Regions from separate parts of the Mus musculus genome. Here all the other regions are linked to region 1. The links are chromatin loops, found by intact Hi-C in ENCODE. Cell type or tissue: heart. All regions are shown on one strand. Each heading gives the region's core, and the rest is flanking DNA. Links, peaks and the distances in the headings are about the cores only. Region 1 holds the start of Dhrs7b (dehydrogenase/reductase (SDR family) member 7B). Region 2 overlaps Alkbh5 (alkB homolog 5, RNA demethylase). Region 3 overlaps Alkbh5 (alkB homolog 5, RNA demethylase). Region 4 holds the start of Llgl1 (LLGL1 scribble cell polarity complex component).

Region 1 (8,151 bases), core at 1,227-6,226:
TTCTGAGTGCTGGGATTAAAGATGTGTGCCACCACCGCTCAGCAAGGGAAACTTACTCTATTGTTTAGAATGCATGGAGCCTAACACAGATGGATTCCCTAGGTTGCTAACAAGTTGCTAGGTACACTGTTTGGAGAGGTTGTGTATGTGTGTTGTACACTCAGATGAGTGCTCTGGGCTGCCAAATGTATTATTAGGAGAGTGTGTGCATAGGCCAGGTTGAGTTCCAGGTGGCTAAACTATTCCTTAAGCTTGTTCATCTCAATTTCCCCCCAGAAACTTTTCTACTTGATTCCTTTTTTGTTTCTTTGGGGTTTTTTTTTAAGATTTATTTATTTATTATATGTAAGTACACTGTAGCTGTCTTCAGACACTCCAGAAGAGGGCGCCAGATCTCGTTACAGATAGCTGGACAAATGTTGCTGGGATTTGAACTCAGGACCTTCGGAAGAACAGTCAGTGCTCTTAACTGCTGAGCCAACTCTCCAGCCCACTGTTTGTTTGTTTGTTTGTTTGTTTGAGACAGAGTTTCTTTGTATAGCCCTGGCTGTCCCGGAATTCACTCTGTAGACCAAGCTGGCCTTGAATTCAGAAATCTGCCTACCTCTGCCTCCCAACTGCTGAGATTAAAGGCGTGCGCCACCACTGCTCCTCTCTCCTTGATTCCTTAGGTAGGAATCGAGAGTGGAAGGCAGAAGATCAGCCTTCTTGGCTTGTTCTACTTGTTCCAATAATTTTCATCCAGTAGAAAGAATCTCTGTGTACTATATGGAAGCATCACCTGTCAATAAAAGGCTGATTGACCAATGAGCTGAGTCAGGAACAAGGAGGTGGGAGTTCCAGTAGGGAGGGAGAAACTCTGGGATAGAGTCAGGTGCAAGAGGAGATTCGCCCTAACTCTCAGGAGACAGGCACATGAAACTGAGAAGAGGTAACCAGCCATGTGGATCTCACAGAATAGAATACACAGGTTAATTAAGTTATGAGCCCAGGGTTAGTTAAGGAATGAGCCAAAGCTTGTGGCTTAGGCATTCAGATATAATTAAGTCTCAGAGTCATTATTTCAGGAAGTGGTGTACTGGTAGAAAAGCCTGTGGTTACATCACCCTGGGTTTTGTAGGACATGCTAAGAAACATCTACTCACCCCTCAGGGTCACAATGACAAATCAAAGTTTGATTCCACCAAGGTACACTTGAGGGGAACCAATGAATAGGCTTGCTAATAGGACCAACAGAGCAATTGGTCCGGGATTAAAGGCAAGAGGATTGGTGACCTTAATGCTGATATGGAAAGATCTGTACCCTGCAGGGATGATGGTTAACCCATGGCCCCATAACTGGAGCTCCCCCTCTTGGTTCTTACATACCTAGATACTCTAGCCCCTCCTTCCAGGCTCCAAGGGAAGAACTGCATATAACTTGGTGGAAGGGTAGCTGGATACTCAGGTGAGGGTTCCATGGCTTTTCCCACCCCCTCCTTTATGAATGGTCAGTTTCGAGCAGGCCCAGATGAACTCCTGAAGATGGGAGCTCAGAGGATCATCCAGTACATTGTCGCTTCTTACTGAATAGGAGCATAAAGCTAAGTAGGGCAGAACTAATCTCTCTCATTCTGTCCGTAAAGCTGTTACATCTCCTGGGAGCTCACTAGAGAATGTGATCACTAATCTTGTTTGCCTGCTTGAATACATCTGAAATTAACTGGGACCCAAACTGCTAGGCACCCTTGTGAGGGATTTTCCTTAATCAGGTTATTTGAAACAGGAAGACCCACTCTAAATCAAGACCACACCTTCTAGTGGCAACCCAGATAAAAGAACGTGGAAGAAGAAAGCTTTGGTTTGCTTCCTGCTTGCCCTTACTCTTGCTGGCAAGTGCATCTGTGCTGTTTCTAGGGCTGGTGCTAAGTCCAACTTCTTTAGGATTCCAATGTAGACTGAATGCCAGCAGCTCTCTGGGACTCCACCAAGTACTTCAGAACCACACTGAGACTGCTGATCTGCTGATACAGCCAGCCTCATGGACTGAGGACTGAGTGAACTAGCAGACTTTGGCTTTTCCACAGTGAGAAAGACTTTGTAGGGCTACCTGGACTGTATCCTGTAAGGTACTCTAATAAAATGCACACACACACACACACACACACACACACACACACACACACACTCACACCCCATCCATATATATATTCTATCAATTCTATCTATCTATCTATCTATCTATCTATCTATCTATCTATCTATCTATCTCATTTTGTTTTATATCTATATATAAACTATTGAGCTTTGTTCCTTTGGAGAACCCTAACTGATAGAATATCCATGAAACTTCTTAGCTTGCTGATCCAGGACCAAGCAGATATTTCCCTGTCACCTGAGTCTCCTTTCTTTGTTGTTCCCAATGGCAGCTGCTGTTGAAGGACTCAGAAATAGATATATTGTTTAAGCTTATTGAGGAGAAGAGGTCCAAAGCCAGCAAGATAGTGAGGAAGAGGCACCTGAGGGAGAGGAGAGGCACCATCTAAAAGTTATCTATCGGGGGTGGGGAGGGTCTAGATGAATGGCTCAGTAGTTAAGAGCACTGGCTGCTCTTCCAGAGGACCCAGTTTAAATTCCCAGTACCCACAAGGCAGCTCACATTCACCTATAACTCCAGTATCAGTATATCTGATAACCTCTTCTAGAGATTCTGGGAACTTGGCACACAATTAGTACATAAACATATATGTAGGTGAGGCAGCCATACATATAAAGATTTTAAAAGAAAAAGGTTGACCTGGAGACAGCTCAGTGGTTAAGAGCAGTGGCTGTTCTTCCAGAGGTCTTGAGGTCAATTCCGAGCAACCACATGGTGGCTCACAACCATCTGTAATGGGGATCTGATGCCCTCTTCTGGTGTGTCTGAAGAGAAGGACAGTGTACTCACATACATAAAATAAATAAATCTTTTTTAAAAATTGTACAAAATTCTCAAAGGACTAATAAAAATATAAAAAATGTTAAAAAAGAAAAAAGTTCAGTTTCTTATTAAAAACATATGCTTTTCAATTTTCATTCTTGTGCTACGGATAAAACTGAGTGCATTGCATATGCTTACAAGTACTCTAACATTGTGCTATATATTCTAGCCCAAAGCTAGTGCTTTTTGACAGAAACCTGGACTTCTAAGTACCTTAAGAGTCTGAATCCTATTTCCATTTTCCATTTAAGCTGGCTTCCTTGGACAATACTTTGGCAGGATAATCTTATGCCTTTTTGCTATTGGCAGATGGATGTGGAAGTCTGTAAATTCCACTTGTCCTTCACTGACACCTAGAGGAACTCTTTGTTACTATTTGGTACAAATGGAAGTCCAGACTTCTAATAAGTCTCCATTGACACTGGGAGGGGAAAGAGTGTTTAGTTATTGCTCTCTGCATGGCCTCTTTTCACACGTGGGAAGTGGTCTTGTCAGTGAGGGATGGAATTCCGACTCAACTCTCTACTTGGCTTCAGCTTACACAGAGAAGGGTGTGTGTCTGTGTGACTCCTTACACTTAAGTGGGGGTGGAAAGAGGAGGCTAGAGAGAATGGAGGAGAGTATGCCCAAAGTACATTATAAACTTGCATGAAATATCTTTATGCAAGCTCCTCTCATCTACAATAAACAGTCAATAATGAACATACAATAAATTTGCTGAGCAATAGTGGCTCATGCCCTTAATCCCATCACTCAGAAGGCAGAGGCAGGCAGATCTCTGAGGCCAGCCTGGTCTACAGGGTAAATTCCAGGACAACTGGGACTACACAGAGAGACCCTGTCTTGAAAAACTAAGATAATAATTTTTTCTGCAAACTTTGTATCTTTTGAAATAAAATTTATTTCCAGCTATATGTATTACAAATTGTATTGCTTATACACTCTCTTGTGTTGTTGACGTTGTTGTTATAATTATTATCTTGAGACAAGGTCTCTCTCTGTAGTCCTGGGTGTCCTGAAACTCGCGATGTAGACCAGGCTAGTCTTGAACTCACAGCACTTGGAAGGCAGAGGCTGGCAGATCTCTGTGAGTTCGAGGTCAGCCTGGTGTAAAGAACGAGTTCCAAGACAGCCAAGGCTACATAAAGAAAGCACTGGTCTCAAAAACCCAAAAAGAGGCGGGGTGAGGGGGAGAAAGAAAGAAAGAAAAAGAATAAAGAAAGTTCCTAGACTTAGCACTATTAATAGTATTAATATTACATGTAATAGTGACATATATGTATGTATATATATGTATATATGTACACATATGTATTTATGTATATATGTATGTATGTATATAATGTATGTATGTAATATATATATATACATATATATATATATATATATATATATATATATATATATATAATAGTAATACTAGAATAGTACGTTCCTAGTTGTGTTAAATGTGGCTCCTTGTTGGAAGGAAAAGTGACTACTTATGTGTAGGTCTGTTTCTAACCTCCTTAAAAAACAAAAACAAAAACCGAGCCCCCTCTCCCCATCTTTGTAACAACATCACATCGCCGTTTATAATAATCTTGGCAACTGTAGCATTTATTTTTGCTTTTTGAAGCAGTGTCATGCAGCCTAGCCCAAAGGGGACCTTGTATTCCTGAGCTGCCTCCCTTCATTTCTCAAGTACTCGGATAACAGCCATATGCCATCAAACTCAGCTTTGCAGAGCAAGTTCAGTTTTTTCTGAAAACCGATGGAACCCAAACCACTACTTAGAATTTTCCTCCGGAAGATTTACGGTATAGGACTTAAGCAGACTGACGTCATTTAGACCGCAAAGGCTAAACTCTACCTCTGTTGGGCGCATCTTCAGAGCGCATGTGCTTCCCGAGTATTGTGATTGGACGGAACCAAGCTGCATTTCGTCAATTCCGAGGCGGGAGCATGAAGTTGATTGACCATGATCTCTCCGTCCTTTAGGTAAAGGCTAGGGATGTTGCAACCTCTTGGTGAGTGGAAATGAGGACGGTGTCCTGTCTAAAGCGGAGGCGCGGGGTACATCTGCTTTAAGTGACTGAGTGAGGCTGAGCACGTTCTGGGGAGGCTGTGGATCCTGATAGCTTCCGGTTCCCCGCGGCGCCCCACAGTGAAGGAAGCAGGGTTCAGGCACTCCGCCCCGGCACGCTCATCGCGGAGATCACCTGGTCTCTGTGTGTGCGTTTCAGGGTCTGGAGCCTAGAGCGCGCAAGGTCGCGTGTGCATAGCTACTGTGGCATGACCCCAGTGGCACTCCTGCCCGGGGATGGTTAGGAGATCTGGGTTTTCGGAAAGGGCGAGCAAGATTCTGACTTTGGAACATCCATGAGAACAGCTTTCTTAGATTAGACACTTCCAACCCTAACTGTGCCGGTTAGCAGGTGCAACTGTGGGTGGATGCCTTAAACATTCAGCGACCGTTTCTTCAGTTAAAACTTTAGAAATATGGCAGTAGTGAAGAGTAAATAAGTTTTTGCTTGCAAGGGCTTAGCTAGTGGCTACATGTACTCAACACATGGTACTCATACATTACTCTCAGTTCATTAGCCTTTAGTATAGTGATTTGAGAGTTAATACATACGCCTTTCCACACAAACACTTGCACTAGCTCTCAGGTGGGTATTTACTTTTGTTATTTTTCCTTTTTATGCGATATTTTATTAAATGTCTTTACAGGACAACAGCCAGCCTCCAGACACAGCTGCTAAGACCCTGTAGGCACTGACTGGGACATGTTAGTTGGCTCTGGCTTCCCACCTTTTTGTTCTGAGATGGTGGTGGTGGGCAGGATCTCATGTTTGGGATCCAGGATGCTCACATGGTCAAGCAGAGGGTTGAAGGGCTGACCTTAACACTTGGGTGCCAGGGCAGCATGATCTTTAGTGCCCAGCACATCCTGTCTGAGCAATACACAGTGCAGGCAATGTCAATACAGTAACTAAAAGAGTCTCCACTGTGCATATCCACAGCCTTCATTGGCCCTCTGTCCTTAGAGCTTCCCATAACCCACAGCCTTGGAAGCCCTTGGCCCCACTGTAGCTGTCTTTAGATACACCAGAAGAGGGCATCAGATCACATTACGGATGGTTGTGAGCCACCATGTGGTTGCTGGGAATTGAACTCAGGACCTTCGGAAGAGCAGTCAGTGCTCTTAACTAATGAGACATCTCTCCAGCCCCGTACTTACTACTTTTAGTGGAATTGCCTGTAAAGACTTTTCAGTCTTGTAACCCTGTAGGGGTAGTGGAAAGCTTTAGAGAAGTAGCAGGTGGCAAGGGACCCCTTAGTGATAAGGTTTGAATTAGGCATCAAGACCTACTTGTTTTAGAAGTGCAGGAAGGGAAACTAACTGGAGTACCCACCACTATCTGTCTATTGTAGATACCCACTTTCCTCATCACAGCAGAGTATGAAGTCAGTAGTAGTATCTCTACATTTCGGAAGAGTCCTGGAAGCTTAGCTGCAGCAAATTAATGAGGGGAGGCAGGCTTTTAGATACATTCCTCTATGCAAAAGCCATGCTCATCCAGGGAACCAAGATTGCCTTTGAGTTGGTCATTGTAAGAGAAATTATTGAAAGATTGTTACAAGTCCTGTGCACCCGCTTAGTATGGAGGCCCAGGTTCCTCCTCAAACCCTAGTGCCAGGCACTTGGGGGGGATGCTGGTAGTTGCAATTACTCCCCAGGCAGGAGGTCACAAGGTCAGGAGCTGGAGGCCAGACCCAGGTAGACTTACTTTTTTTTGGAAGATACAAAATGTCTATTCACTCTAGCTAGAGAGCAAGTTCATCCAAGTCTAGCTTGGTAAATGGGTGAGTTTATTAAGGTGACTGGGTGAGGAATTACATAGAAGAAACGTAATTCAAAGGCGTCTGCATCCCTGAAATGCCCGTCTCAGAATGGGAGCTACATTATTGGTTTCTGTTCACCTTGCAGGCAGCTCCACCACTGAACAGCCTTCTCTGTCAGCAATCATTTGCTCTCTGACCTCTCCTCAGCATGGTGTTTATTCATACAGCTGTCAGGACCGGCAGGCCTTGTTGAGTCTTGAAAGTTTTACGAACTTTCAGACTTAGAAATTTCTTATTTTATGAGCCGGGTGACCCTTCCTTGCTTGTTTAATTTTTCCTTTCCAACATTAAGAGTTCGTTTGGGATCATTTATTTTTATTCTAGTACATGGATTAGCAGGTTAAGTAGACTTTTCCTTATAGAGAACAGACTGTGAGAAACTACTTGCTATAGTGGAAAGAATCTTTGCTCAGTTTTTTGTTTTTTTTTGTTTTTTTTTTGTTTTTTTTCCCTGAGGGGGCTGGAGAGATGGCTCAGTGATTAAGGACACTGACTGCTCCTCCAGAGGACCCAGGTTCAAATTTTAGCACATAAATTTTGGCAGCACATAAGGATACCCCTAAGATCTCACACTCTCACATAGATATACATGTAGGCAAAATAAATGCACATAAAATAACGGTGAAAAGAAAAATTCTTTTCTGAGTTACATATTGATTAGGGATTTGGTAAGAATAGCAAAATAAAGTTACTATGTTCTAGTAACACATGTGTTACTAAGAGGAAAATGTACCAGCCTGGTCTACAAAGTGAGTTCCAGGACAGCCTGGGCTACACAGAGAAACCCTGTCTCGAAAAAACAAAACAAACAAAAAAAAAAAAAAAGAGGAAAATGTAGCTTAGTCCTATTTTCTTTTTCCCTCCCTGTTTCACAGTGTCATTATGGAGTCTAGGCTGGCATCAAACTCATCCCTCAGCTTTAGCCTTCACAGTGCTGGAACTGCAGGTGTGCACTGCTGTGACTGACAACTTTTGTTTTGTTTTTTTCCCAAGATAGGGTTTCTGTAGACCAGGCTGGTCTTGAACTCAGAGATCTCTGCCTCCCGTTTGTTGGGATTAAAGGCATGCACTGCTACCACCCAGCCGACAAGTTTTATTCTAATAGACCAAAAAAAAAAAAAAAAAAAAAAATTGAAGATGAGAAAAACGAAACAATGTGTCTAAATGAGAATAGCTAAGAGGGAAGCACAGCGGAGTTAGAGGAGTGTGTGGAAGAATGGAGGAGAGGCTCCACAGCGTGGGATGCTGGAGGGACACAGTGAAGGAACACGGCATAGAGCCTTTTTTTTTTTTTTAAAGATTTA
Region 2 (8,151 bases), core at 3,088-8,087, 280 kb before region 1:
ATTTCTTACTGGCTTTTGAATCCAACATTTCTCTTGGAACAGCCTGGCACTTAGGGAGTCAGTCCCAGATCTTTTGTGTTTCAGGTAGTTAAGAATGTGTTATCTGTACAGCTGCACTTGAGAAGGAGATGATCAGCAGCCATGAGAAAAGGGTTTTGGCCCAGGGCAGCTAGGAATCCTAAATGGGAAAACTAGAAGGCAATCACTTATGTCAGGCCTGGTATCTGGCTGTGTTGATCTCTGCACTTAAGTGGAGTAGCTTGTAGTGGGAGTAGTTTATCTTTTGTGGGTGCTCATTGAGAACATGGGGGGGGGGAGCTCAGTAATCAGAATTATTCCCAGAACTTCAAATCAGAAGGAGTCTAGTTGAGGAGAAGATAGTTATCTAACCACATTTGCGTCGGGGCAGGCTTCTGTCCTTTTACCAAGGACTTCCACCTTCACTTCACTTGCTTCCAGAGTTTTTTATATTTGTTTTTGTGCTGGGGATTGAACCCAGGGCCTCACACATGCCAGGCAAAGTGCTTTACCTCTTGAATTACACCCTATCCTTAAGAACTGCAAACAAAAGCGATTCAGACTGTTAACAGTTAACAGTGAATCCTCTGTGCCAGGTTTTTCCATGAAAGGTTTCTAGGCAGACACGCTTAAGAGTTTAAATGCAGTATTTCCCTCCCGTGTAGATTCTTGAACTTCTCAAATAGTAGTGGCAGAAGGTAACCATAAGACTTGATCTATCACCCATGAACTTGGGTTGTCTGTCTGCTCTCTTACTGGTGACTTGTTCTGTCTCATTCTAGTGGGTATGCTGCTGATGAAATCACTCACTGCATACGGCCTCAGGACATTAAGGAACGCCGGGCGGTCATCATTCTCAGGAAGTAAGTACCTTCTTGTCTGGCATCCTCTGCCTTACCTATAGACCTATCTGGATCCTTTTAGAACTTACCTCTCTGTACTTCTGGCATTGTACTATGTAATTATTTTACATCCTTGGACTGTTTAGGAAGTTCAGTGTTCAACAAAGAAGTACTTCTGATATTTATTGACATACTTTTTTTCCTTTTAAGGATTTTACATACACACACACACACACACACACACACACACACACGTGTACGTGTGTTTGTGTGAAAACATGTGTGAAAATGTCTGTGGAGTCCCGAAGAGGGAGTCAGATGCCCAGTTGTAAACCACCAGACATGGATGCTAAGAACCAAACTCAGGTCCTCTGCAAGAACAGTGCATGTTCTTCTGAGTTATCCCCAGTCTCTTTGGTCACAGTCTTGAAACAAGATTTGAGAAGGACTTTTCTAAACTGACCCCACCCCCACCCCCACCCCCACCCCACTCCCCGGTTCTGACTTGTTACATGTGCTTTCACTGATTATTTTTAGACTGTACCGTAGCAGCCTACTTTAAAAATGCCTAGGCTTTCACTTCTGGAAGGAGCGGGGAATGAGGAGAGTGGGGGTTAGGATGCAGTGTTTAGCTGACTTACAGCTGTGCCTGTTCTTCCTTTGGTGAGGGGGCTTTGGTTGGGGACATTCTGATTAACATTAATAACCTTCCCTGACCTAGCTGGACATGGTGACTCAATAATACCTGTAATCTAGCATTTAGGAGGCTAAGGCGAAAGGATTGAGTCAGGCCTGTCATAGAACAAGAAAGAAAGAAAGGGAAAAGAGAAGGAAGAAGAAAGAAAAGTTAATCAAGCAGAGTGAGGCACTAGTTAATACCTAGGAAGTAGAGGTAGGATTCTTACAATGTTGCCTTGGCTGGCTTGGAATTAATTATGTAGACCACATTGGTCTTGGAGATTCACCAGCCTTTATTCCTGAGGTTCTGAGATGAAAGCCACCATGACAAAGAAGCTCTATCATTTAAAAAAAAAAGTTGAGCAAAGCAAGTCCAGGTGTACAGGGTCAGATGTGCTTGGTGGATGTGTATTGTTTGCTTCCCCCCCTTAAAGCTTAAGCAGATTCTTTTAAATCTTAAATACATTTCTTAATTTTGTTGTAGAAAATGTTGCAGGTAAGTCAAGCATAGTAGTGCAGAGGCGTGTGGATCTGAGTTCAAGGCAAACCTGGTTTACATAGTGAGCTCCAGGACAGCCAAAACTACCTAAAGTGACCTTGTCATAAAAGGGCTGTCGAGTTGGCTCATTGATGGATTAGGCGGACTTTTTCCAAAAGGCCAGGGTTGGATTACCAGCACCTACATGGCAGCTCACAACCATCTGTAATTCTAGTCCTGGGGTATCTGGTACTCTTTCTGGCCTTCAACAAGACCCAAGACTGTACAATTTCTTTATAGTGAAGTTCAACAAACTTCTATATAGTTAGAATAGGCATTTGGAACAGAAACTGAAGCTTCACAGTGTATTTTATACTTTCAATATTGTTACATTTTTATGCACTTACCCAACCACTAGGGATGAAAAGTCAATTCCTAGTAAACTAGAACTAGAAAAACAATTAGCTTTATACACTGGTTTTGTGGGTTTTTTTTTTGTTTGTTTGTTTGTTTTTTTTAGTTTTTCAAGACAGGGTTTCTCTGTGTAGCCTTGGCTGTCCTGGGACTCACTATGTAGACCAGGCTGGCCTCGAACTCAGAGATCTGCCTGCCTCTGCCTTCCGAGTGCTGGGATTAAAGGCGTGCGCCACCACCTCCTGGCTATACGCTGTTTTTTGATAGTTTGTTTTGTAAAACATTGTGAGACCATTAGAGTTCTGTACAGTACCCTATATTTCATTTCCCTATTTTGATATCTTCAATTTAATACAGTATTTTGTTACAGTTAATGTTGAAGTTGAAGCAGGAAGATTATAAGTGTAGGATGTCTAGGCTACAGAGAACATTCAGAGAGAGACACTGGGGGTAGGGGTGGGGGTGAATATTGGGGGGAGAATGTTACTTGAGTGGAGTAAAATAGTAACATGTCCTTAAAAAGTGCCTGTATCCAACAATGTCCCTGGATATTGTAGTCATTGGTGTTCCTTGGAGAAGAACTAGACCCAGCCTCTTTGCGGGTGTAGTTGAAGAGTTAAAATGTTGGTTAGGTGGCCAAGGTGCTAACCGACTTTAAGAACAAGGTGGTTCTTGGACGTGGTACTAGTGAATGGGGCTTCTGTTCTTTGCATGACTTCCTGATGTGCACTCCAGTGTTCTTCCCACTGGAGGACCTGTTTTGTTGCCAACATGCTCACATATTAACCCCAAGAGTAGGAGATGTGAACTCTGAAAAGGAGCTCAGGCAGGAAGTGAGTTACTTAGGATGAGTTTTGAACAGGGATTTCCAACTTGTCACCAGGTTTTTATTGTATATAGGCATCCAAGAAAAGCACCATAAGACACTCATAGTTCTTTCTATCTCTGCATTAATTACAGCACAAAGCAAAGGACACACTGATAGGAAAGCACAAAATACATCCCCTGAGGACCCATTAGAAAGAAAATTAAAATTAATTACATCCCTTTTAGTGGAAAAATCAAGGAAGGCTTGGCACTTCTGGCTTTCAGAACTAGAAACTAAACTGGCTAGATAGAAATGGTATATTTAGTGGTTGGAAGGCCAGAAAGTATGGGGGACTTACTAGTAGGGGGCTGGGGCTAAGAAGGAGTTTACATCAACATTTGCAACTCTGGAGAGCTTTCGGGGCTTTTTAGGTCTTGAACTCAAGTGCCTCTCCGGGCTTGTTAGGTCCGTCTACAACACTTGGAGATGGCACTGTCCGTTAAACTGAGTGAAATGGATGAAGTGAGACAAAGCAATATAAATAGGATGCTTTTGGTAAAGTAGGTTTTAGAATGTTCTGAAGCACTAGGGAAGAAACAGCTAGAGATCCATTTACCAAAAGTGAGCAAACATTAGTATGTTCTAGTTTTCTGTGTAGTGCTAGGGATATTTGTTAGTGTGATTTGATTTGTTTCTTTATGGTTATGTTTTATGAGTGGTCCAGTGCTTTACAACTGAGCTATACTCAGCCCACGTGATCTCTTATCTGTATGTCCTTTGAAAAAATGCTCACCACGGAGGGGCAAGTCAAGAAAGTCTTTCCATAGACGTACAGGCAGTACTGAGATAGTTTAGCCAAAGAGGCACTCTTTCGGCTAGGGATGTAGCTCAGGCTAAAGGTTTGCTTAGCTTGTCTGAGGCCCCGGTTCTGTTCATGGTACCACAAAAAGAGAGGGAAGGCTGGCTCTGAGGCATCTATTATGCTGCAACAGATGAGATGAGGTAGAAATTGATACAAACCTGAATGGCAATAGAAGCCATCAAAAACAGTGGAATGTGGGGTTCACACATGACTGTAGGCGCCAGAAGTCTGCTGGAGACCCTACCCTAGTTAAGTGTGTGGATGAACAGAGGGTGGGTGTGGTGGGTGCACGCTGCTCTGTTCATCAGGAGAATGAGTGCCTAGACCTCAGTTTCCCTAGCTGTGACCATGCCTAAGCTGTTGCCCCATCTCCTAGAATTGTGGTGCTGCCCCCACACAGTTCTGCTTTAGACACCTTGATGAGGTAGTAGCTATGTGGCGGAAGTAAGGGATCTGACCACTGATTTAGTATTGTTTCCTACCTTCAGCAGCTTCTCTATTAGATGAATGGTAAAGGAGCATAAGAAGTGTGTCTGAGACAAAAATTCACCCCTTCCTTACCCACAGTCTACATGTGGATGTGTTGGAGGTTATTTTTTTGTTGTTCTGTTCTTTTTCCTGTGTAGTGGTACATGTGCGTGTGTGTGTGTGTGTGTGTGTGTGTGTGTGTGTGCAGTTCTGGGTGGGTACACATTGGAAACCAGTCTTGATGCTGGGAATCTTCCATCATCTCTACTGTCTTAGTCAGGGTTTTCATTGCTGTGAAGAGACACCATGACCAAGGCAACTCTTGTTAAGGACAACATTTAATTGGGACTGGTTTACAGGTTCAGAGGTTCAGTCCATTATCATCAAGGTAGGAGCATGGCCACGTCTGGGCAGGCATGGTGCAGGAGGAGCTGATGAGGGTTCTATGTCTTGATCTGAAGGCCACCAAGAGAAGACTGTTTACCAGGCGCTAGAAGGAGGGCCTTTTTTATTTTTATATTTTTTTAAAGATTGATTTATTTTATGTAGCTATACAAATGGTTGTGAACCTTCTTGTGATTGTTGGGAGTTGAATTTGGGACCTCTGCTAGCTCTGGTCAACCAGGCTCACTCCAGCCCAAAGATTTATTATTATAAATAAGTAGACTGTGGCTGTCTTCAGATGCACCAGAAGAGGGCGTCAGATCTCATTATGGGTGGTTGTGAGCCACCATGTTGTTGCTGGGATTTGAACTCAGTATCTTCAGAAGGGCAGTCAGTGCTCTTACAAGCTGAGCCATCTTGCCTGCCCAGGAGGAGGGTCTTAAGGTCCCTCCCCAAAGTGACACACTTCCTCCAACAGGTAAGGGTTTTCGTTGCTATGAAGAGACACCATGCCTACTAACAGTGCTACTCCCTGGACCAAGCATATTCAAACCATCACACTTACTCATTTATAAATTTGTTTTTTTCTTTTTTTTTCTTTACACATATGGATGTTTTGCCTGCACCTGATGGCCACAGGTCAGGGAGGGCATCAGATGCCCCAAGACTAGAGTAGTGGTTGGTTCTCAACCCTTCTACTGCTGAAACATTGTGGTGACCCCAGCCATACATTATATTCGTTGCTACTTCATAACTGTAATTTTGCTACTGTTATGAATCATAATGTAGATATTTTTTGAAGATAGAAGTTTGTTAAAGGGGTTGCACAACCCACAGGTTGAGAACCACTGGTAGAGTTAATAGATAGTTCTGGGCTGCCAAATGGGTGCTAGGAGCCAAACCAGGGTCCTCTAGAAGCCAGTTCTGTTAATCTTGGGCCTTCTCTTGGGCCCCTGCTGTTTTCGTTGTTTGATCTTCTCAAGTAAACCCAGAGCTTTTCAGTATGCTATCTTGCTAACCATCTTGCTTCAGAGATCACTTCCAAGGCTGTAGTTACACTATACCTACCTGGCGTTTATATGGGTTCATATCTATGTTCCTCCTGCTTGTCTGGCAAGCATTTTAATTACTTGAGCCAACTCCCCAGTCCATGTTGACTGTAGCCTTGGCCATCCTCTCTTTGTTCCAGTCTCATTTGTATCTTGGCCTGGTTTGTATTCATGATAGAGTTGCAACTCTGGAAATGGCAGTCTTCATGCTAGCCCTCTCCTCTCATAAGGACTCAAATCTGCTTACCTTCCCCCCACCCCCTTACTCCTGTGTTGATTACTGAACCCAGACTTCATACATGGTAAACAAGCACACTGCCTCAGAGTTAAAGTATAGTGTGTACCCCTAGCTCAGACCTCTTTGGCAGACATTCATGTCTGCTTTCCTCTGTCTGTCTCTTCTGTAGTCCTGGGGCAAAGCCCTCCCTGTTTGTATTGCTGTCAGGGGTGAGGGCATCTATTGGAGTATGCCCACAATGCACTGGCAAGTTAGATAGAGCTCCTAGAGAAACTCTCAAGTGTGACTGGTTTGAGAAATGCTGCCTTCTGTGGCTGAGAATGTCTTGGGGTCTGTTTACATAGCATGCATAGCAATCATAATCGTTGGAGGTGTTCAGACAGAAGTTACTCCTAATCTTCACTTCTAGGCCTGAGAGTGGAAAAGTCATTTCTCTGGAAGTCACTAGGCGTATCTCTAGTTGAACCAGGAAGAAACCAAAACACAGAATACAGACTGCTGGTCTTCACTGGAGACAGATCTGTCCTGATAGGGTTTATGCCTTTACAAGATGCCCTTTTGAGACTCCATGTGTGTTTCCTTTGCAGGACAAGATTAGATGCACCGCGATTGGAAACAAAATCCCTGAGCAGCTCCACATTGCCACCCAGCTATGCTTCAGATCGCCTGTCAGGAAACACCAGAGACCCTGCGCTGAAACCCAAAAGGTCCCACCGCAAGGCAGACCCTGATGCTGCCCACAGGTACTTAAACCCACACAGAAGCCAGCAGTGCAGCTGAGTAGGAGAGTGGGGAAGTAGGGGTGTATGGCAAAAGCCTGCAAGACTTTGAATCTGAGGTAAGGGAAGCCCAGCACACCTGACACAGGCCTGGGCACCAAACTCAGAATTAAGCAGACTCCATAAGGTGTCTTTAAGAGACAGCCCAAGACAGGGACTGGCCCCTGTCACTTAGTGGGCAGGCCCCACTGTTATCAGTGCATCTTGATTGAGATCTACTGAGTCAAGCAGCCCAATTCAAGGATGGGGCTTCTGAAGTCCCCTTTAGTGACTGTAAGACTAGAACCCTCCTTCTGGCTTCTCAAGTAACAGCTTGTCCCTCTTGTTTGCAGGCCCCGGATCCTGGAAATGGACAAAGAAGAAAACCGGCGGTCTGTGCTCCTGCCCACACACCGGCGGAGGGGGAGTTTTAGCTCTGAGAACTATTGGCGCAAATCCTATGAGTCCTCGGAAGATTGCCCAGAGGCAGCCAGCAGCCCCACCCGCAAGGTGAAGATGAGGAGACACTGAGGCTCTGTGCCCTCTTGGGACTCTGGCTAATCCTGATGTAGCTACCCCATCTTCTGTTCCGTTTGAGTGTTTTTTTTCTTTGTTATTTTGGTCCTATATACGTTTTCCTTGCTTTGTTGACCATTAAGGCTAAAGAGCGAATTGGTAAAAGACCTGGGTTCTTTTGTTCTTGGCTTTCCTCCTTGATGGAAAAAGCTGTTGGCTTCTGTAGAGAATTGTTCACACCAGAGTAGCCAGTAGAGACAATGGGGACAGCTGTCTTCAAGTGGAAGTTTATTGAAACACACAAAATGTTTTGGTTATGAAATTCTAGTTTGGGCTTTAAAATGTAAATCTTTGTAGTGTTTTAAACAAAAACTATTCTTTTGCCAGCCTTTTCTTCCACTGATGCTCATGCTTGGATGAGGTCTCTTGGAGCCATACAGGTCCTGCATTGGGTCTGCTGTGCCCATACATCTCACCTGCTGTCCAGGCTCTGGAATCTCATGCAAATACCCTGTTCCCCACTGTTCAAGTTTGCTGCGTATGGGGCTTAAACAGTGCCATCCCCCCGCCATCCCATTTCTGAGTCCCCAGGTTTTCTGCATGCCCTCTGGCTTGCTCTGCCCACCAATCCTGGATGG
Region 3 (8,151 bases), core at 619-5,618, 270 kb before region 1:
ATGTAAAGGTGTTCTATAATGTATAGGAAGGCAGTAGAGCCCATTAACTGTAAGTGTAAATAACATGTACAGTGTGCTTGTAAATCTCTGTAGTTAGTTGTTGCCCACAGAACATTTTAATTGGCTTTCTGTTTAAGTGTGGAATTCATTATCTACCTGTGGTTATAATTCACACACCATGTGAGGGAGATGCATTTTACCAGTTTCTCTTAGTTTTCTATGGCTGCCAAAACATTACCACAAACTTGAGAGCTTAAAGCAAAAGAAATTTGCTAGGTATGGTGGTGCGTGCCTCTAATTCCAGCACAGGCTGAGGCAGAAGGATCAAAAGTTTAAGGCCTGCCTGGGCCTTGTCTCAAAAAGCAAAGCAGCCAGGCATGGTGCTTGTCTGTAATGCCAGCAGGAGTGTCGCAGGTTTGAGGCCAGTTTAGTCTACATAGGGAGCTTGAGGACAGCCTAGGCTACATTGTGAGACCCTGTCTCAACAACAAAGATATAGACTGTTTTGTGCTCTCCTTAAGACTTTGGTAGGAAGCCTATTCCTGCCTCTTGCGGCTTGGTATGGCTCTAACCACTCTAGTTGCAAGTACTCTAGATTCATAGTCACATGGCCTCTTTTTGTATGCTACATTTCAGTGCCTCTCTGCACCCCACCGTGTGTGTGTGTGTGTGTGTGTGTGTGTGTGTGTGTGTGTGTGTGTGTGTGTGTGTGTATAGAAAGGATAGAAAGGGTCTCACTCTAGCTCAGGCCATCCTTGAAATAGCAATCTTGCCACTGCATCCAGCCTTTTCTGTCTGTCTTAGTTGGGCATTTGTCTTTGGATATAGGGACTCCCATATACTCCACAGCTGCATAGCTCCACTTCCTTTTTTTTTTTTTTTTTTTTTTTTTTTTTTTTTTTTTTTTTGACAGTGCTAGGGATGGAACCCAGCGCCTCTCCAGTGTTAAGCAAGGACTCTACCACTGATCCACACCCTAACTCCCACCTACTCCTTATAAAAATAAAGTATATGCCTTCCAGAAACTAGAACCTGAGAACCTTGGGGGCCGACATGCAGCTTACGATGCTGCTCTTTCTTCAGAAATTGTTACTAAATCTGTGGCCTATTGATTCCTCAAAGAAATTGTATTAATTTCGATTGAAATTTCTTAGCCTCAGCACTATTTTAAAATTTAATCTGGATGATGATAATTACTCCATTGCTTGCTTGTATTTTTTTCTGTAGTGCTGGGGATTAGGTGAGGGCCTTGTGCATTCTAGGCCTTGTAAATGTTACCTATGCCCCAGCAGCTCATTGCTTTCTTAAGTTTAAACCTATGCTGTCCAATCTGGAACCACTGGACTCCGGCTTTTGAGCACTTGAAATATGGCTAGTTTCAATTGAGATATGCTTTATACACCAGAATTTGAAGTTAGTATTAAAAAGAATGTAAAATATATAATTGATAACTTTATATTGATTACATGTTGAAATACTATTTTGGACATACTGAGTTAAATAAAATACATTATTTAAATTAATTTCACCTGTTTGAGTTTTTTTTTTTTTTTTTTTTTTTTTTAACTTGACTGTGGTCTGTCTGGTGTGGGCTCATGCACATGCAGGCAGGTGCCTGAGGACCCAGAAGAGAGAATAGCACCCCAGGGAGCTAGGATTAACAGACTAAGCTGTCCCATGTGGTTGCTGGAGATCATTAAAACTCTTGTTTCTGTTTGGAATCTGGCTTTTCAGTTATTGTTTGTCTGCTGGGAATCGCATAGGATTGGATAGATAGCTTACCTAACGTGTGTTCAATCCCAGCACCATCCACACAGACAACGCAGACCCTAGGTAACAATAAATACACTGGTAATGCCCGCACTGGGAAAACATGCAGAAGAGCACGGGTTCTGGGTGAAAAGAACAGTAAATGCGGTGAACAACAAAAAGCCTTACTTTGGAATATCAGTACCTTTGTTTTTAATATAATTTCAATTCTGTATAGTTATTTCTCCCCTCCTTCAGTGCTGGGGACCAAACTCAGAACAGGGAGAATGCTAGGAAAAACAAACAAACAAACAAAAAAACCCCAGTAAAACTAAGTCCTGTACTCTGAATTCCAATGTTAACTGACACAGGAAGTTTGTGAGAATGCATCTGATATATATACACACACGCCATATTATTTTGGTGCTAGGAATTGAACAAAGGACTTGGTGTGTTGGGCAGGCACACTACCACTGAATTACACCCTCTTAAACAAGATTTGCTAGTTGAATTTTGCAGCTAGTGTGGGATACTCCTGGGTGTTATTTGTGGGCTTTTGGCAGGAGGAACCTGGTCTGGTGAGCTCTTGTGAAGAGTCAAAATTAGTAGGAGTCACTGCACTGTCAAGCAACGAGGATGAGGACTTGTATAGCCAGGGAACTGAGGGCCCCAAATCTATTGTGGGTGCAGGAGCCCAGTTTGAGATCCACCAACTCTTTACCAGACATGCATTGCTGCAGTTCTCCCTGTGTCCTCAGTGTGGCAGCAGAGCCCCGATGGCATTATTTCCTGGTGGCAAGCAGATCAGCCAGTCCTGCATATGGATGGAACTAAGTACCCAGAGATCACATGATCTGCCTGAGGCTGCCCGCTGCTTCTGTTCTACATTGCCAGGGTATTTGTGGCTATACTTGCTTAAAGGCATACAACCTGAAGACAAGCAGATGCCATCAGGGATCCATGAGCTGTGAACAGATTGCCTGCAATGTTGACCTCACCCCACCTTAGAGAGAAGGGTGCACCTATCACATCTCAAGTGGTAGAATTGCTCAAGGTTCTCTTACAGGGCCTGGGCTCTCCTGAGTTACTAGGGGTGCTTCTTAGTACTGACTTCCTAGGGTATGCTATATAGCTCCTATGTTTCCTCTCGAAGCTGGACGCCTATCACATTTCCCTTCTTTATTATCATATTTAATTCTTTTTTTAAGATTTATTTTATGTATGTGAGTACACTGTTGCTGTCTTCAGACACTCTAGAAGAGAGCATCATTCTCATTACAGATGGTGTAAGACACCACATGGTAGCTGGGAATTGAACTCAGGACCTCTGGAAGAGCAGTCAGCACTCTTTCCACTGAGCCATCTTTCCAGCCCCCATTCAATTCTTACAATTTTTAACACCACACTTAGAGTCAAATCCTAATTCTACAACTGTCGGGAACAAGCAGCATCCTCTCTGGCTTCAGTGTCTTCCTCTGTAAAATAACCATAGGCTTTAGCTGACAGCACTCAGGAGGCAGAGGCAGGCAGATCTCTAAGTTCAAGGCCAGCCTGGTCTACTAAACAAGTTCAAGGACAGCCAGAGCTACACAGAGAAACCCTATCTCAAAACAGCAACAACAACACACACACACAGAGACACAGAAACACACAATGAACAATTCACATATACAAAATGAGTGTGGCATAAAAGGAAGGGTTGCCTGCACAGACAACTCACAGTATTAACTAATAGAGGAATATTGCGCCCATTCTACAGTGAGGAAATGGAAGGAGATGGCAGAGGCAGTGTGTTAGAACCTGGAATCACAGACAGGAATGGATTATATAGCACCCGTTCTTACAGCCTCAAAGCCACCCTCCCAGTAGATATACCCAAGTCTTGCTCACAGCCACAGGTAGCTATCCTAGAGCCAGGGAAACAGAGAGAGCTGAACAGGTAAGGACACTTGCTGCCAAGTCTGATGATCTGAGTTTGGTCCCCAGAACCCCAAGGAAAAGGTAGGAGAAAGAAAACTGAGTCCACCAAGTTGTCTGTATGTGCCTCACTCCCACATCATACATGTATGCATATACAGGTGCACTCATGTGCATACACTAGGAAGAATAAATAAAATACTTTGTTTCCAGTTGATGGAAGGGGACTTTATTTGATCTCAGGGTCACTCCAGCTATGACCTCATCTTCATTTGACCTTATTTTGGGGGTGCAGGTTGTTGGTATGGCCCCACTTCTTGCAGCAGTCGACTGCACGAGGGTGCAGGCATGTGTAGCACTTGCAGCAGATCATCTTGTTACTTGTCCTTCTGGGCAAGCTGACACTGGCAGGGCTCAAGGATGCCACCTCGCAGACGCAGCACCAGGTACAAGGTGGAATGGTTCTGGATGTAGTAGTTGGAAAGGGTGCGTCCATCCTGCAGCTGTTTGCCGGCAAATACCAGCCTCTGCTGGTCAACTGGGATGCCTTCCTTGTCTTGGATCTTGACCTTGACATTCTTGATGGTGTCACTGGGCTCAACCTCAAAAGTGATGGTCTTGCCTGTCAGGGTCTTCACAAAGATCTGCATGTTGACCTCTGCCAATTGGCCTCCTAGTGGTAGAAAAAATGAAATGTTTTAAAAGAAGAGCTCTTGTACTAAGGTCAAATCTAAGTGGATTAAGGAACTCCACATAAAACCAGAGACACTGAAACTTATAGAGGAGAAAGTAGGGAAAAGCCTCGAAGATATGGGTTCAGGGGAAAAATTCCTGAATAGAACAGCAATGGCTTGTGCTGTAAGATCGAGAATCAATAAATGGGACCTCATAAAATTGCAAAGCTTCTGCAACGCAAAAGACACTGTCAATAAGACACAAAGGCCACCAACAGATTGGGAAAGGATCTTTACCTATCCCAAATCAGATAGGGGACTAATATCCAATATATATAAAGAACTCAAGAAGGTGGACTCCAGAAAATCAAATAACCCCATTAAAAAATGGGGCTCAGAGCTGAACAAAGAATTCTCACCTGAGGAATATTGAATGGCTGAGAAGCACCTGAAAAAATGTTCAACATCCTTAATCATCAGGGAAATGCAAATCAAAACAACCCTGAGATTCCACTTCACTCCAGTCAGAATGGCTAAGATCAAAAATTCAGGTGACAGCAGATGCTGGCCAGGATATGGAAAAAGAGGAACACTCCTCCATTGTTGGTGGGATTGCAAGCTTGTACAACCACTCTGGAAATCAGTCTGGTGGTTCCTCAGAAAATTGGACATAGTACTACCGGAGGATCCTCTCCTAGGCATATAGAAGATGTCCCAACAGGTAAGAAGGACACATGCTCCACTATGCTCATAGCAGCCTTATTTATAATAGCCAGAAGCTGGAAAGAACCCAGATGCCCCTCAACAGAGGAATGGATACAGAAAATGTGGTACATTTACACAATGGAATACTACTCAGCTATTTAAAAAATGAATTCATGAAATTCCTAGGCAAATGGATGGACCTGGAGGGCATCATCCTGAATGAGGTAACCCAATCACAAAGGAACTCGCACAATATGTACTCATTGATAAGTGGATATTAGCCCAGAAACTTAGGATACCCAAGATATAAGATACAATTTGCTAAACGCATGAAATTCAAGAAGAACGAAGACCAAAGTGTGGACACGTTGCCCCTTCTTAGAAATGGGAACAAAACACCCATGGAAGGAGTTACAGAGACAAAATTTGGAGCTGTGACGAAAGGATGGACCATCTAGTGATTGCCATATGCAGGGATCCATCCCATAATCAACTTCCAAACGCTGACACCATTGCATACACTAGCAAGATTTTGCTGAAAGGACCCAGATATAGCTGTCTCTGGTGAGACTATGCCGGGGCCTAACAAACACAGAAGTGGATGATCACAGTCAGCTATTGGATGGGTCACACGGCCCTCAATGGAGGAGCTAGAAAAATTACCCAAGAAGCTAAAGGGACCTGTAACCCTATAGGTGGAACAACAATATGACCTAACCAATACTCCGGAGCTCTTGTCTCTAACTGCATATGTATCAAAAGATGGCCTAGTCGGCCATCAATGCAAGGAGAGGCCCATTGGAATTGAAAACTTTATATGCCCCAGTACAGGGGAACCCCAGGGCCAAAAAGGGGGAGTGGGTGGGTAGGGGATTGGGGGGGTGGGTATGGCGGACTTTTGGGATAGCATTGAAAATGTAAAAGAGGAAAATACCTAATTAAAAAAAAAAAAAAAAAAGAAGAGCTCATACCAATATCCATGGTCAGGCCTGTGTCAAGGTGAGTCCTACCTCAGGTGAAGGATGAACGGACGTATTATCTTTGACTTTTTATTTTTTAACTTGTATTTATTATCTATTATATGTAAGTACACTGTAGCTGATGTCTTCAGACACCCCAGAAGAGGGAGTCACATCTTGTTATAGAATTTGTGAGCCTTCATGTGGTTGCTGGGATTTGAACTCAGGACCTTCAGAAGAGCAGTCAGTGCCCTTAAGCACTCAGCCATCTCTCCAGCCCCTTACCTGTTCTTTATTGGCAGTCTCAGGATGTATTCCAGTCTAGCTGGGACTCAACATCCCCCTTGGCCTGTTCCTTCTGAGAGCCTGTTTTCTCCTCTGAAAAATGGACTCAGAGGTGATGACCCACCCCATCCTTTCTTCCCTAGTCAGCCCCTGGATGGAATATGCCAGTGCATAGGGTGTGTCAGCCTATCTGCATTCCTGCAAGAATCAGGGACTCATTGCTGCCTATGACTAGCCTAGCTGACTCCTCTCCTGGTATCCTTCTCTCTCTCATCACTTAGCTTCTTTCTAAGCCCTCCCAACCCTGCCTAGATCTCCTGCAGGTATTTTAGACCTGCCAAGCACCCAAACACCACCTAGAAGCAGCTGCCAGTAGGTTTGGGTGCTCCTGGTTGTTTGAGGCTCTCTCCTTTCACCCTCCCTGCTCCCTGGGACTTCCTTCTTTCCCTTTACAATCATTCTCACCTCTTCCATTTGCAGGGATGTAGACCAAGGTGACATTGGACCAAGTGTCTGTCTTTGCATCAACTTACTTTTTTTTTTTTTAAGCTAGCTTAGCTGAGGAACATCTCCAATGTGGTGTTTTGAGATGGCTAAGCTGTTAAGAGCACTAACTACTCTTACAGAGGTCCTGATTTCAATTCCTAGCAACCACATGGTGGCTCACAACCATCTGTAATGGGATTTAATGCCTTCTTGTGGTGTGTCTAAAGAGAGCTACAGTGTACTCATATACATGAAATAAACAATATTTAAAAAAACATTTAATATGGGGATCTAGAGAAAGGACTAAAGGAGATTGAAGCCACATAGACTTAAGAACACTATGAACCAAGCAGTACTCCCAGAACTACCACGGATTAAACCATCAACCAAAGAATACAAATGGAGGGACCCATGGCTCCAGCTGCATATGTAGCAGAGGATGGCCTTGTTGAACATCAATGGAAGGAGAGGCCCTTGGGCCTGAAAATGCTGGATACTCAATGTAGGGGAATACCTGGATAGGAAATTGGGAATGGGTGGGTTGGTAAGCAGGGAGAGGGAGAAGGGGATAGGGGATTTTCAGAGGGGAAACAAAGAAAGGGGACAGACAACATTTGACACTTAAATAAAGAAAATATCTAATAAAAAACATTTAATACCATTGCGGGAAAAATTTAAGAATTGCACCATCCCACACTATACCCAGCTACTCTCTGCACTTGGTCTCTCCTGCTCTAGGTTAGCCCCAAGGGGTGGTCTTCCCAGCTCTGGTTTGCTTTCCTCAGAGCCACTTCTACCTATTCAGCCATCTACCCCTTGTGGCTAATTGTCACAAATCCCCTTAACACAGTAAATCAAATCTCTAGAAGCTTAGAAATAATCAGTCAGATTTATATATCAATACATTCTCAGTTCAGAAGATGCCTACACCATCATTTCAGAGCCAATTGATACTGATACAAGCTGCCCACCTAGATTAGACAAGTCACCCCAATGGTTTTATTCTTTTGTGATATTCATAGACACCTGTGGCTATTTAAAGCCACTCAGGATCTGGATCATCTTCCTCTTCCTCCATCGTCCTGTCTCTGAAACTCTTAGCTCCACCTCCCCTTTCCCTGTCCAATCACAGGCTTCTGATTGTACTAAAAGTGAAATTAATTGAGGAAAAATTCTGCTACATAGTAACATACCCTGTCCTTTTAGGGTGCATTCAGGTCTTTATTTATAGCAGGAAAGCATTCTACCAATCCAGCTATGTACCCAGCCCTTCTCCTTTTCTGTGTGTATCAGATTTCCTCTCTATAGTCTAACTGGCCTGGAAATCACTATGTAGCACAGCCTGACCTTGAATTTGCAGTAATCCTCTTGCCTCA
Region 4 (8,151 bases), core at 1,936-6,935, 130 kb before region 1:
GATGGTCTTGTTGAACATCAATGGGAGGAGAGGCCCTTGGTCCTGAGAATGCTGGATGCCCCAATGTCAGGACCCAGGAGAGGGAAGTGGGAGTGGGTAGATTGGGAAGCAGGGGGAGGGTAAATGTGATAAGGGCATTTCAGAGGGGAAACCAGGAAAGGGGATAACATTTGACACTTAAATAAAGAAAATATCTAATAAAAAACCTTTAACACTGTTGTGGGAAATATCTAAGAATTGCAGCACTCTACAGTATACCCTGCCCAAGGTCTCTCTGCCTCTAGGTTAGCCCCATGAAGAGGTCTTCTAAACTCTTCTTCACCTTCTTCAGAGCCACTTCTACCTATTCAGTAGTCTACTCCTTGTGCCTAGTTTTAACAAATCCCCTTAACACAGTAAATCAAAACTCCAGAAGCTTAGAAATAATCAGTCAGATTTATATATCAATACATTCTCAATTCACAAGATGCCTACACCATCATTTCAGAGCCAATTGATACTGATACAAGCTGCCCACCTAGATTAGACAAGTCACCCCAATGGTTTTATTCTTTTGTGATATTCATAGACACCTGTGGCTATTTAAAGCCACTCAGGATCTGGATCATCTTCCTCTTCCTCCATCGTCCTGTCTCTGAAACTCTTAGCTCCACCTCCCCTTTCCCTGTCCAATCACAGGCTTCTGATTGTACTAAAAGTGAAATTAATTGTGGAAAAAATTCTGCTACATAGTACCATACCCAGGCCTTTTAGGTTGCATTCATGTCTTTATTTATAGCAGGAAAGCATTCTACCAATCCAGCTATGTACCCAGCCCTTCTCCTTTTCTGTGTGTATCAGATTTCCTCTCTATAGTCTAACTGGCCTGGAAATCACTATGTAGCACAGCCTGACCTTGAATTTGCAGTAATCCTCTTGCCTCAGTTTCCAGGCACTCCAAGGCTACCACACCTTGTTTGTATGTTATTTTATTGTTTGTCTGATTTAGTTTAGTTGTTACTAAAGAGGGCTGGAGAGATGGCTCATTGGTTAAATACTGCATGCTGCCAGGCAATATTGGTGCACACCTTTAATCCCAGTACTTAGGAGGCAGAGTCAGGCAGATTTCTGAGCCAGCCTGGTCTAAGGAGTGATTTCCAGGACAGTCAAGGCTATACAGAGAAACTCTTGTCTTGAAAAACAACAACAACAACAACAACAAAAGAATTCTTCATGCCTAGTGTTGGGGCACATACCTTCTTTTAATCCCAGCACTCAAGAGGCAGAAGCTGAAAGAATTCTTTTAGTTTGTGGCCATCCAAAGGTACATGATAGAACCCTATCTCTAAAAATATAATGAAATATAACCAGACATTATTGCTCTAGTCTATAATCCCACCCCTTAGGGAGAAGGCAGAGGCAAGAGAAGTGCTGTGAGTTCTAAGGCTGTCAAGGCTACATGGCAAGAACCCATCTCAAAAAGAAAAAACAAACAAGTGGGCCTGTACCATACAGAATTCCACTTGCCTCTGCATCCCAAGACTGATCAGGGTCCAAGGTGTTCCACTGCACCCATCTAGATCCTCTCCCTCCCCTTTTTCCTCTCCCCTTCCCTCTCCTTCCCTCCCCTCCCCATCCTCCTCTTTTCCTCACCCTCACCCCATCTCTGGTACATTTTTGTTTGCTATGCCCTTAAGGTTAGCCTCAAATTCCTTTTTTTTAAAAAAAAAGATTTATTTATTTAATGGATTATGTAAGTACACTGTTGCCTTCTTCATACAAGAGGGCATCAGATCTCATTACAGATGGTTGTGAGCCACCACATGGTTGCTGGCAATTAAACCCAGGACCACTGTTCTCTTAACCTTTGAGCCATCTCTCCAGCCCAGCATCAAATTCCTGATTCAAGAGACCCTCCTGCTTCCACTTCCTAAGGACACAGGATAGAAGGCACTTACCACATCTTTTTCTTACCTTTTATAGAAATGTATTCAATTTAAAGAAAGTGCTTTCTAGCTCACAAATCAAGGCACAGCCCATTGTGATGGGGAAGACGAGGAAGTCAGAGCCTGGGCAGCTGGTTATGTTTGTGTTTCTAGTCAGAATATGAAGGCAATGAACATAGGCTTCTCAGATTTAAAAATCCACTAAAGAGGGGCTGCCTAGCTGGCTTAATGGTCAATAGCACTGGCTGCTCTTCCAGAGAGGTACTGAGTTCAATTCCCAGCAACCAGGTATTAGTCAGGGTTCTCTAGAGTCACAGAACTTATGGCTTAGCCTCTATATAGTAAAAGAAGTTGTTGATAACTTACAGTCTGCAGTCCAACTCCCAAGAATGATCAGCCGCAGCTGTGAATGGAAGTCCAAGGATCTAGCAGTTGCTCAGTCCAACAAGGCAAGCAGGCGAAGAAGAGTGAGAGAGAGAGTGAGCCTTCTTTTTTCCAATATCCTTATATGGCCTCCAGCAGAAGGTGTAGCCCAGCTTATAGGTGTGTGCCACCACACCTTTAATCCCAGATGACCTTGAACTCGGAGCTCTCACTGTCTTAATCTTCTGGAATTCATAGCCACTCTGCCTCAAGATCTCCATACCAAGATCCGGGTCAGAAACTTCTCTCTCCCAGCCTCCAGATTTGAATCACTGGGGAGCCTTCCAATTCTGGATTGTAGTTCATTCCAGATACAGTCAAGTTGACAACCAGGAATAGCCACTACAAACAACATGGTGGCTTATGACCATCTATAAGGGCATCTGTCTGATGCCCTCTTCTAGCATGCAGGTGTAGAACAATGCACCCATACATCAGAAAGAAAGAGTGAGGATAGGGGGACATTTAAAAAAAAAAAAAAGATTTAGTTATTTATTATGGATAGTGTTCTACCTGCATGTATCCTGTGGGCCAGAAGAGGGCACCTGATGTCATTACAGATGGTTGTGAGCCACCATATGGTTGCTGGTACTTGAAAGCAGGACCTCTGGAAAAGCAGTTTTCTTAACCTCTGAGCCATCTCTTCAGCCCAAGATATATATATATATATTTTTTTTTTCTGAGACAGGGTTTCTCTGTGTAGCCCTCGCTGTCCTGGAACTCACTTTGTAGACCAGGCTGGCCTTGAACTCAGAAATCTACCTGCCTCAGCCTCCCAAGAACTGGGATTAAAGGCGTGTGCCACCACTGCATATCCAAGAACATTAAAAAAAACAAAAACAAAAACAAAAACAAAAAACTTACTAAAGTTAAAATTGGCCAGCATTTAGGTAAATTAGCCCCGTCTGTTCTACAGAATGAGTTCCAGCCAGAGCAGCCAGGGCTACACAGAGAAACCCTGCCACCAGAGAAACAAACAATAAGACACCAAAACTCAAAATCTATTTTTAAAAATTGGGATTGTACTGGCTAATTTTATGTCAACTGAACACAAAAGTTCTCTGAAAGGAAGAAATTTCATTGAGAAAAAAAATGCAGTCGGGCAGTGGTGGCACATGCCTTTAATCCCAGCACTTGGGAGACAGAGGCAGGTGGATTTCTGAGTTCCAGGCCAGCCTGGTTTACAAAGTGAGTTCCAGAACAGCCACGGCTACACAGAGAAACCCTGTCTCAAAAAAATGAAACAAACAAACAAACAAAAATCAACCTTACTTTTTATGTATTTTTAAATTTTTTTTATTTTATATGTATTTAGTGAGTGCTCTATCTGCTTTTGGTAGATGGTTGTGAGCCACCATGTGGATGCTGGGAATTAAACTCCGATCCTCTGGAAGAGCAGTCAGTGCTCTTAACCTTTGAACCATCTCTCCAGCCCATCATTTTTTATTTTTATTTTTTACATTTCTCTATTCATTTTTATGTATATGAGTACACCGTCACTGTCTTCAAACACCAGAAGAGGGTATTAGATCCCATTACAGATGGTTCTGAGCCACTGTGTGTATTCTGGGAATTGAACTCAGGACCTCTGGAAGAACAGCCAGTGCCTTTATTCTCTGATCCATCTCTCCAGCACGGCTTTTTTTGTTTTGTTTTTAAATATTCATTTGCTGGGTGATGATGGAGCACTCCTTTAATCCCAGCACTTGGGAGGCAGAGGCAGGCAGATTTCTGAGTTCAAGGCCATCCTGGTCTACAAAGTGAGTTCCAGGACAGCCAGGGCTATACACAGAGGAACCCTGTCTCAAAAAAAAAAAAAAAAAAAAAGATATAAAAGATATATTTATTTAATGTATGAGTGCTCCACCTGCATTTTCACTTACATGCCAGAAGAGGGCATCAGATCACATTATAGACATAGATGGTTTTGAGCAGCCAAATGGTTACTTGCAATTGATCTCAGGACCTCAAAGAGCATCCTGTATTCCTGTGTTCCTTACTGCTGAGCCATCTCTCCAGCCTTAAAAGTCATTCCTTTTCTTTTTCTTTTTTTTTAAAGGCGTGTGCCACCACTTCCCCGCAAAGATCTATTTATTTATTATATATAAGTACACTGTGTCTTCAGGCACACCAAAAGAGGACATCTGATCTCATGAGCCACCATGTGGTTGCTGGGATCTGAACTCAAGACCTCTGGAAGAGCAGTCAGTGCTCTTAACCACTGAGCCATCTCTCTAGCCCCTTAAAAGTCATTCTTTTTTGTTGTTGTTTTGTTTTTTGAGACAGGGTTTCTCTGTGTAGCCTTGGCTGTCCTGGAACTCACTCTGGAGGCCAGGCTGACCTCGAACTCAGAAATCTGCCTGCTTCTGCCTCCCAAGTGCTGGGATTAAAGGCGTATGCCACCACTGCCCGGTAAAAGTCATTCTTATTGGCTATCAAACAACAGAAGTTATTTGTTGCTGTTTTGTTGTCTGGTGTTTGGGGTTTTTTGTTTGTTTGTTTTGTTTTTGTGACTGCAGTGTAAAATTTCTGGGGATTGGTTACTTGGGTAACCTAATAAACTTTTACTGCAGAGATGAGGGTAGAGAAAGCTGGTGCTGAGGTAGAGCATGTCCTGAGCATTTGCAAGGTTGAAATCCAACATGGGGTAGCACAAGGACTGTAGCCTAGGCCTCTGAGTTGCTTCTGATCATGACTTGTGTGGGGCTGATCTTGGTCTGTGTTGGCTGCCACTGTTTCTTCCTCTGTGCATCTGGGGTGATATCACTTTAAAATTGTGTGGTATCTGTGCCTCTCTCAGTGAGCTCTTAAAATCATTAAGCGTGTTGAGATCAGGAGGGGCCCTTTGCTGTCTAGCCAACCACTTTAGCTACAGCTCGGGAAAGAGCTGTGAGTCCTGAGCCCCAACTCCCAGGGCGGGTTGAGCAACGCTGGTCGTGGGCAGTTTGGAGGTAGCTAGGTCCCTGTTGCTGCAGTGCAGCTGCCTGAGGGTTAAGGGTCAACGCCTCCTCTCTTGACAAAGATGGGAGGACAGGGGCTTGGCCCGCTTAAACTCCTGGGATCTCTCCCAACACTGAGTCCCTCAGCTAGCAGGAAAAGGTTCAGCCTAGAGGCCATTGTCCAGAAGAGAAAAGTCTCGGGAGGTGGGTGGGACAGGAAGAAAGCGGGGGCGGGGCGCAGCTTTGTTCTCGGAGTTCCCTGTAGGGATGGGGGAAACAAGGGGAGAAGCTGTATCCAGCCCGCTCCTGTTCAGCCCTACGTGCCTGCCACCTCCTGCAGCCCTCCGCCCCTTTTCTTTGCCTCGCGTCCCTCTCAAGGATCTTCTGAGCCGGTGCAAACCGAAGTTCTTTGTGTTGGGTCATGAATAATAACTCTCAAGGAATTGAGATTTTCTTTTTTTTTTTTGAGACATAGTTTTACAATGTAGCTTTTGACTGGCCTGGAACTCAGAGAGATCTGCCTGCCTCTGCTTGCCACCTGATTGCCAGAATTAAAGTTATGCACAACCATCGCGGGCTCCTAGAGAGGGGTTCTTCGATAATAGTTGAGACAAAAAGCGTGGTGTGGAATACACACCGGAGGAATAGGCAAAGTAGTGATCCGTGAAAACTGGCCACACAAACTAGATAACAACGGCAAAGATGGGGGAAGTGGGACCGGGAGGGGCTAGAGAATTGTCCCTGGAATTATTAGAATGTTGTTAGCTCAGTCGTGAGTGGAAAACAACCTTTAGCAAACCACAGCCCAGCTTCCCACGGTTGGGACCCACCTTCGGACTACAAGTCCCAGCAGGCCCCGCACCATTGCGCATGCGTGACTGCCCCCCCCCCCCGGCGAGCCCGGCGAGCCCGGGGGCCCCGTCCTCGCCCATTGTCTGGCGAGCAAGGGGCGGCACGGCACGGCGGGCACGCTCACGTCGTGGGTCGGGCGGGCGTCCGTGGCGTCCCGCGCCTCCGTGCAGGCCCCGCCCCGCGCCTCAGGACCGGCGGGGCCGGGCGCATCCCGCGGCGGTGGCGGAGGCGGGCGCAAGATGATGAAGTTTCGGTTCCGGCGGCAGGGCGCCGACCCGCAGCGCGAGAAGCTTAAGCAGGAGCTCTTCGCCTTCCACAAGGTGCGGCGGCGGGGGCGCCGGCGGCTCAGGCGGGCCACATCGGGCCGCCTCTGCCCTGCGAGCGCCGCGCTGCTCGGGTGTGCCTGGTTGGGGTGTCGGGCTGCGCCCCGCGCCGTGCCGTGCGCTTTCGGGCTCCTGGTCTCTGAACCCCTGATATCTCTCCCGGTGTCCCTTGGGCTCAGTGGGGTCCTCCGACCTATCTGCCTTTCGCTCTTGGCCTCTTTTCTTTCATTTTTGGTGTGTAGCCCGGCTCGGCTGAGGGACATTCAGGGCCAGGTTTTGTTTTCTTTAACTCTTAGGCGGGCGAGAGAGGGAAAAGTGGGGGGTGGGGGGGCTGGGAAATCCCTGCGCCTCCACTTTTCTCACCAGGCTCTGCCCTACCTTGGGGTCCCTAGTTCAAGGGATGTGCTGGTCTGTATGCTCAACTGCATTTCAAACCTTAGTGCCTCAGTTTCCCCCGCCATGAAATGAGGCCAGTTTCCCCCTTGTGGATTCTGGATGTCCTTGCGACCCGGCCAGTTCCTGACCTTACTAAAGTTGGAGAGACGAGATACAGAAGAGACCCGGGAAAGGCCTCAGCTCCCACCTAGTCTGCACTGACCAGTATAGAGCCCCACAAGCCTAACTCTTATCTGTACTGGTGGGGCTCTGATTAGATGTTACTTTTATCCCAGAGCCTGTGTGCATCTTGCTGTTGAGGATTCGATTTCTCATTTCCATTACACACGTTAAAAAACAAACAAACAAACAAAAAAAAAAAAACTGAGGTTCAGTAGGGAGAGGGCCGCTTATCTTTCCTTGCCTTGCTGTGTGATAGCAGTGGAGTAGGAGTTTTGAAGCAGCTGCTACTGTCCTGAGTAGAACTTAGGGACCCTGGACTTCTCTTAGGAGGCACTTTCAGGGGGAGACCCTGCCATGGCTCAGTTTTTTCTTGTTGCGATCTCAGCAATGATCAGGGGGTGCCAGGCTTTACAGACACCATAACTAAAGAGCTGCCAGGAGAGGCTTCTCAGATGGGAGCCTCTTTTTGGCTCACCGTGAGGGTGTGCCCCATGAAACAAGAAGAGAGTGGGTTTTAGCCAGTGAATGGGGTGTGTAGTGGGGACCTCCACAGTTGTGATGAGTCTCTGAAGCATGGCTTCCCCTGACTGATGATGCTACAGTGGGTAGGAGTTGAGGAGGGTGAGGCCCGATTTGAGTGGGAAGCAATGATAGGAGATAGGTCATCTTGGGGAACGAGTTTGATTGCCACAGGGGGTGTTAGGAGATCTCTAGAGAATAGTGAGCCCCAGATTCTTGAGTTTGGACTTGTAGTCCAGGGTGACCAGTGGGTATTGGGTTTAAATCCAGCTCAGACCACAAATTACAAATTGCCTGTAGGATGTGCATCTCCTACTAGTTTAATTTGGATCCCTACCTCCTTGGTACCAGGGCATGGCGGACAATTCTTCATTGAAGGGGTGGTTTATTCCCTGGGAAAGGATGCGGACAAAAAAGCCAAAACAGAAGGGCAGAATATATAGTAGTTCACAGGGTTGGCTAGAGCTGTGGATAAAATATGGTGTGATGAGGGTGTGGGAATATGGACTGGGATGCTGACGTAGGCGGGACCAGTTAGGGAGGCCTTTCAGAGCTGGTCATTTGGGAGTGCCAGGTAACCTGCACAGTGTGGTCGGGGGGGGGGGGGTGCGG

The links. A loop is a pair of places that touch in the nucleus more often than their neighbours do. Peaks named below come from ENCODE experiments on the same cell type or tissue, not always from the same donor. Only the 100,000 strongest peaks of a DNase experiment are listed, where the experiment ranks them.
Region 2: a loop joins it to region 1, with 2.9 times the contacts of the local background. A loop is called at or near these places in 3 of 42 quality-filtered maps.
Region 3: a loop joins it to region 1, with 4 times the contacts of the local background. A loop is called at or near these places in 3 of 42 quality-filtered maps.
Region 4: it touches region 1 in a loop (7-fold over the local background); 12 of 42 quality-filtered maps call a loop at or near these places.

What each region holds. Positions count from the first base shown.
Region 1 is chr11:60,825,793-60,833,943 of GRCm38, forward strand. Dhrs7b (dehydrogenase/reductase (SDR family) member 7B) reads left to right here and starts at 4,839. Exons shown (of 7, transcript NM_145428.2): 1 at 4,839-4,939. The coding sequence starts at 4,920. In heart, for the core only: a CTCF peak has its summit at 3,309; a DNase peak (open chromatin) is centred at 4,869; H3K4me3 peaks cover 1,635 bases; H3K27ac peaks cover 1,178 bases.
Region 2 is chr11:60,546,888-60,555,038 of GRCm38, forward strand. It overlaps Alkbh5 (alkB homolog 5, RNA demethylase), which reads left to right. Exons shown (of 4, transcript NM_172943.4): 2 at 801-881; 3 at 6,827-6,982; 4 at 7,351-8,151. The coding sequence ends at 7,528. Among named protein-coding and RNA genes, the nearest start is that of Alkbh5, 13 kb to the left of the region's middle. In heart, for the core only: a CTCF peak has its summit at 5,264 (motif pointing right); no DNase peak of the experiment used is centred there.
Region 3 is chr11:60,556,990-60,565,140 of GRCm38, forward strand. It overlaps Alkbh5 (alkB homolog 5, RNA demethylase), which reads left to right. Exons shown (of 4, transcript NM_172943.4): 4 at 1-1,523. It also overlaps the pseudogene Gm12628. Among named protein-coding and RNA genes, the nearest start is that of Alkbh5, 23 kb to the left of the region's middle. In heart, for the core only: no CTCF peak of the experiment used is centred there; a DNase peak (open chromatin) is centred at 2,602.
Region 4 is chr11:60,693,483-60,701,633 of GRCm38, forward strand. It overlaps Llgl1 (LLGL1 scribble cell polarity complex component), which reads left to right and starts at 6,218. Exons shown (of 21, transcript NM_001159404.2): 1 at 6,218-6,459. The coding sequence starts at 6,379. In heart, for the core only: CTCF peaks have their summits at 2,888 (motif pointing right) and 4,238 (motif pointing right); DNase peaks (open chromatin) are centred at 5,489 and 6,259; H3K4me3 peaks cover 1,912 bases; H3K27ac peaks cover 2,105 bases.